2 separate regions of the Homo sapiens genome follow, and region 1 is linked to region 2. Evidence: chromatin contacts called from ENCODE Hi-C or POLR2A ChIA-PET data. All regions are on one chromosome and are shown on one strand. The core of a region is the stretch at or near the end of the contact, and the rest is flanking DNA. Distances in the headings are between cores, read along the strand shown. Region 1 overlaps BMPR1A (bone morphogenetic protein receptor type 1A). Region 2 overlaps LDB3 (LIM domain binding 3).

Region 1 (3,136 bases), core at 517-3,016, 190 kb before region 2:
GGAGGCTGAGGCAGGAGAATCACTTGAACCCAGGAGGCAGAGGTTGCAGTGAGCCAAGATTGCAGATTGTGCCACTGCACTCCAGCCTACACGACAGAGCGAGACTCCATCTCAAAAAAAAAAAAAAAAAAAAAAAAAAGAAGGTCGGGTGCAGTGACTCACGCCTGTAATCCCAGCACTTTGAGAGGCTGAGGTGGGCAGATCATGAGGTCAGGAGATCGAGACCATCCAGGCTAACATAGTGAAACCCCGTCTCTACTAAAAATACAAAAAAAATTAGCCAGGTGTGGTGGCAGGCGCCTGTAGTCCCAACTACTCAGGAGGCTGAGGCAGGAGAATGGCTTGAACCCAGTAAGCGAAGCTTGCAGTAAGCTGAGACTGCGCCACTGCACTCCAGCCTGGGTGACAGAGTGAGACACAATCTCATAAAAAAAGAGGAGAGGAGGGGAGGGGAGCGGAGGGAAAAAAGCAGTATCTTAAAGAAATTATTTCCTAAAATATTGCAAATTTGACTTTATTAAGATGAAACTGAACTTCTAATATGGATGACATGAAACATAATCTCTCCAATTAAGGTTTGGTGATTATTAATATAGACAGTGAACTTTTAAATGCCTCAAAGTAAAATTGTTAAATAAATAACGGGGGAAAAGGCTAATTAGTATCAAGATATATATCATTCTACTTTACCCCCATCCCATTGTTTCATGTGGTTTGATTTTATTGACTTTCAGCTTGAACTATTCCTGAATGACAAAGATCTTGCTTATTTATGACACAATGACCCTGGTGTGATTTCTACATTAATAACCTGAGCTTTCTACTTTATAATATCTAAGTAAGAATTTTCACTTTAATTAGCTTTCCAAAGTTATTCACAGTACTGAGGCAAAGAAGGTTTACAGTGAGGTATCATTTACACGTGTATGTTATATGTAGCTTAGTTCTAAAAATCCCTGCAATCTCTTATTTCTGTAATATAAAATTGTTTCCCATTACATAATGCTGAGAGAAAAAGATGTAAAGTCTAAAATAACTATAGAATAATGTCTGCCACATGATTTAACAGCATTTCTTTGAAAACTTCTTGAAATAATTCAACTGTCATTCTAAGGATATATGTTCCAGGTTTCCAATTCAAGAGAAGTTTCCAGTGTATTTCCAATCCTAATCTCTCTTCCTCATTTCAATTTTCCCACTAAATATTTCTACTAGAATCACACTCCACCTGTCTAAATCAAACCCACACCTTTCTTTCTTGCTCCTCCACTGGCTACCACTCTCCAGTGGATACCATGCCAGAAACCCTGGCTTTGGTCCTGCCTCCCTTGCTAGGTCTCCACCCCTCCCCAAATTTTCACTTATTAATTTACTCACTTATTCACCAACAACATCTTTTTTTTTTTTTTTAATTTAATAGGGGTGGGGGCGGTGGGTCTCGCTATGTTGCCTGGGCTGGTCTCAAACTCCTGGCCTCAAGCAATCCTGTGGCCTTGGCCTCCTCCCAGAGTGCTGAGATTACAGGTGTGAACCACTGCAACTGGCCTGCATCTGGAGTACGTATTACCGACCCAGTGTTAGGTACCAGAAATACAAATATGAGTATGGTTGTTCCTGCTGCAAGGAACTCACAGTCTTGGGCAGGAGACTGACCGCTATGCCTTGTTACATCTTTCATTGTCACTGTTTCCTCATTGGTTTATTTAAAGCTAATATGTGGCCTTGTCTCATTAGAGCCACAACCAAGGCACCCTGCAGAGCTGGCTGGCCGTGAGACTCTAAGTGCTTTCCCTTTCAGAGGAAAGGACTGTGTGTGAGTTCCTTCCGCAAAAACATCCACGACCCTGCTACCCTGGCATAAGTTCAAATTCTGGATCTGCCTTTAACTTAACCTCTCTGAATTAGTTTCCTCATCTTTAAAACTGGAATGAGGCCAACTGTGGTGGTGACCGCCTGTAATCTCAGCTGTAATCCTGGGCTCAAACAGGATCACTTGAGCCCAGAAATTCCAGGCTACAATGCACTGTGATCACAACAGTTAAGAGCCACTGCACTCCAGCCTTGGCAACACAGCAAGACCCCATCTTAACAAACAAACAAATCTGGAATGATATTTATTAACTGACAGTTATTTTGAGAACCAAATGAGATAACAGCAAACACATATTTAAAATAATTTTTAAAATAAAAAATTAAATAAATTTAAATATTTTTAAACTTAAGGAACTCATATAAAATAATAGCTAACACATATTAACCTCTATGTGCCAGTAGTCATAAATGCTTTGCATATATTAAGTTATCAAACCATCAACCAACTTATTTAAAGGTTAAATTATTATTTTAATTTTACAGATGAAGAAACAGGCAAGTAGACTTTAAGGAACTTATCAAAGATCACACAACAGGTTAAGTGGCAGAGTCATAATTAAAATCAAGGAGGTCTGATTCCAGATTCTACATGTTAACAACTATCCTATACTTCCCTGCCTGATTTTATATATATTATATAATGTAAATACACATTTTAAACTATTTAGGAGAGCCTGGTACATAGTAGGTGCTAAATAGAAGTTTCCTCCTCTCATCCATGTTTACAACACACTTGCCAACCTGGCAAAGGAAGTCACTAACAGGTGCTATCCATAACAATTCAATCTGCAAGAAATTTTTATAGACAAAAAAAGCTGTGATAACTTGTATGGAGAACAGCCATCAAATCTTCCCTGACTACGAGCTCAATACGTATTGGTATTGATGACAACTCCTAAGACATGCATGCAGTCTGAGAATGAAGGGAAATGCTGCTGTAATCAAACAGGACAACCATCTTACTGTATTCCACCTGGCCAGGCCTCCTAAGCACTTGAGAGAAGAATGACAGGAATGCAAAGGACATAGCAACCACTCCACTTGAGATACAACCAAAAGAACCCAGGGACTTTGCTCACAGAGTACATAAGGAATAAAGTTTGAGAGCATCTTTGTCAAAGACATGACCAACATGATAGAAAGGGAGACTGGACTAAATTTTTTTTTTTTTTTTGGAGGCAGAGTCTCACTCTGTTGCCCAGGCTGAAGTGCAGTGGTACAACCTCAGCTCACTGCCTCCTGGGCTCCAGGCAATCCTCCCACC
Region 2 (2,978 bases), core at 383-2,882:
CTTCTGAGGGGTCGCCAGGACAGAAAGGTCTTCAGGCTCACACAGGCCCAGCAGCAGCACAGCCTGTGTCCCCCTCCCCCTGCGCCCGCCACCGTCACCAACCCCAGGCACATCTTAAGCAGCTGCTGCAGCAGGAAATTGGGAATGAAATTAGAACCATCGGATGGAGCCCCCACTCCCACCCCCAAATGCTTCTACTCCAGCTTCACACATGCAGGCTCACCCAGGGGTACAAGTGTACCCCACTCATACATATGCACATACATGTACACATGCCAGCAGGCACACTCTATCCACGCCAGACACACGCAGACACATGCTGGGGCTGGCACGCAAGCGCACACACATGCTGTCCTTTGATACTAACTTGGCTGGAGAGTTGACTACCACCTGGGGAGGAAAAGGGCAAAGAAGACAGGGTGGTCAGAGAGAGGCTCCACCAGGGGCAGTTTGAGCGCCGGGGCCATCATCAGCCTGGTCATTGTGGAGGCAGAACCAGCCCAAACCGCAATGGGTGAGGAGAGCAAGGAGTGAGGAGGGAGAACTCAGAGCCGGGAATCACAGCTACTGGGACCCTCGGTTTGGTTCAGAGACTGACACAGCAATGTTTCCCTCTTGAGGGGTCCCCAGTGCCCTCTGCTTTGCCAGAAGAAGGGTTTTCTTGTCTATCTTCAGGGGCACTCGTACCGCATACATGAATCCCCCACATACAAACCTGGCTATAGACCCCAGAGTGGAAGCTAGGGGTGGAGACAGGACCAGCTGTGGCTGCTATGGAAAAGGCTGAGGCCCAGGGGCCTCCCTGCCTGTCAGCAGCTCCGGACTAAGAGTCTGTTTTGTGGGGGCAGCTCTGGAATTCTGTCCTGAGCAGGCATTGCAGTGGTAAGGAGGCAGGGTGTGCGCGGGGTTTCCTATGCCCCCCCAAACCTGACCTCCTCTCCCTCCCAGAAGAGACGCAGGCAGCTCTGGCTGCTCCTCTTGGGGTATAGGGGAGTGGGGTGCACAGTCACCAGGGGCCACTCCTAAAGGCCCCTTGGGCCAGCAATGAGGCAGGATGGAGGAGCGAGCAGGCGCAGGGAGAAGTGTGAGCTCAACAGCCGAGGCAGCACAGTGAGAGGCCCCTTCCTCTCACTCTGACCTGAGAGTGAGCCTCCCAGAGCATGGTCTCTGTAGGGAAAGCAGTGTCTGTCCTGTGTTTCTTTAAATGCAAATTCCCTGCAGTGGCAGACCCTGTGGCCAGCAGCCCTGTCGGGGGCCTGTGAGGGAGACAGTGTGGAAGGTGGGGGGCTCTGTCCCCAAACTCTGCCACCTTCTTGAATCTGCCCAGTGTGGGCTGTAGCTGGGGGAGCTTGGGCCCCGGCCAGCCTGGCCCTGGTCATTTGCAGCCAAACCCTGGGAAGCCAGGCTCAAGTCAGTGGTCCCCGGTCCCAGGGAGCAGCACAGTGGCCCTGCTCTGCCCCAGGCCCGCCACTGCCTCAGAACTGATAAAATTCCCTCTATCCTCCCAGGCTCAAAATAGCTGCAAGTGGAGCTATATTAGGAAAGGGCCAGCACGGAGCTCCATTCCTTCTCCATTTTTGGCCAGTGCTGACAGCTGCAGGGTCATCTCTTGCCCTGACCAGCCCAGGGCCCCCTGCAGAGGGCAGTGTTGGCCTGGCGGGGTGGGGGCTGCCTCTGCCCTCCCTTGGCAGCCTGCTCCTTCTTTGACATTTATTCCTGCCTCCTGCTCAGCTTCTCCCACCCAGGACCTGGGGCCGGGATGGTGGCAGCAGACACATCTGAGAGGAGCCAGTGCCTGGGTCTTGGGGAAGATGAGCCAAAGATGTAAGACCTGCCCAGGGGCCCTTGCACTGAGTGGCCTGAGGGGCACTGCCCTTCAGTGCCAGCCTCAGAAGGGAGGAGAAGAAGGGGGCTGCTGGGATGCCTATGCCCGTCTGCCCTTGCACCACATCTGTTTCTCTCTCCTCCTTCCAAGAGGATACGAGGTGCCAAAGAATTGCACTGCAAGTTGCCCAGAGGAGAGAGTAGCGGAAGGGGCTTCTTTTTGGAGCCAGACAGGACAGAGTTCAAGTTGTGACCCTGCCTCTTCCTAGCACTGTGACTCCGGGCAAATTACCCACCCGTCCCAGCCTGTTTCCTAATTCTAATTCTTGAGATGGTAGTGCCTACCCCGCAGGTGGGTTGTGCAGACTGAACGGGTCATGAGTCTAAGGTGCTCAGCATGGGAGAAGTGTGCCATGGATAAGCACGGGGATTAGCCCTTGCTGACCCTGTTGCTGACCCACTTAGCATAGGTGGTGGCCTCAGCCCAGCAGAGGTTGCCCTAGGCCAGCCCAGGTCAGAGGCTCCAGCCCTTCCTGCCGGCATTGCCTGAGACAGCAGCATCAGCTTTTACTTTGGATGAAGCACCCACTGCACATCCTCCCCTAGCCCACCATCCCTTGGAGGAAACGTCAGACTCTGCTGCTCTGAGCACCAAGAAATAATTTACACATTCATCAGGGTCTGGGCAGCCCCTGCACCGACAGCAGAGTACCTTAGGCACTATGGGAAGCAGAGGTGGGCCTGGCCCCTCACTTCCCTGAGCAGGCAGCAAGTCCCTGTCTCAATGCAAAGTGGAGTCAGGCAGACCTGCATGCCAGTTCTGTCTGCCACTTACTAGCTGTGTGACCTTGGGCAAATTACTTGCTCTCTCTGAGCGTCTATTTTCCAGCTATAAAATGGGGAAAATCATGCCCACCTCTGGAGTTGCAGAGAGAGTTGTTTTAGAGAGTGTTGCTGAGAGATAAGGCATGTGGACTGTTAGCTGGTCCATAGCCAGAGTGCATGGTCAGTATGGGGAGACATTATCATCATTGCAGGTGGGTCTCCTGGGAGTCCCAGGCCACCAGAGGCTGACCTCTCTGCCTGAGGCCAGTTCCTGAAAAGGACCGGGAAGACCTACCAGCCCAACAAATGCGGGACAAGGAGGTCATCTC

Evidence for each region. A loop is a pair of places that touch in the nucleus more often than their neighbours do. ChIA-PET counts read pairs that join two places held with the same protein, here RNA polymerase II (POLR2A). Pooled maps may share reads with other maps.
Region 1: POLR2A ChIA-PET joins it to region 2 with 11 read pairs in H1. The contact joins two enhancer-like sites. A Hi-C loop is called at or near these places in 2 of 50 pooled maps. POLR2A ChIA-PET finds 5 or more read pairs at or near these places in 5 of 52 experiments (BJ, H1, IMR-90 and 2 more).

Annotation. Positions count from the first base shown.
Region 1 is chr10:86,871,713-86,874,848 of GRCh38, reverse strand. All of the region lies in intron 2 of BMPR1A (bone morphogenetic protein receptor type 1A), which reads right to left. Among named protein-coding and RNA genes, the nearest start is that of MMRN2, 84 kb to the left of the region's middle. RefSeq lists enhancers at 1,818-1,937, 2,585-3,136. Within about 2 kb of position 1,766, at least 3 of the 41 ENCODE cell types and tissues checked have a DNase peak (open chromatin) inside an H3K27ac peak, as active enhancers do.
Region 2 is chr10:86,683,090-86,686,067 of GRCh38, reverse strand. All of the region lies in intron 5 of LDB3 (LIM domain binding 3), which reads right to left. Among named protein-coding and RNA genes, the nearest start is that of LDB3, 16 kb to the right of the region's middle. RefSeq lists an enhancer at 1-1,996. Within about 2 kb of position 1,632, at least 9 of the 41 ENCODE cell types and tissues checked have a DNase peak (open chromatin) inside an H3K27ac peak, as active enhancers do.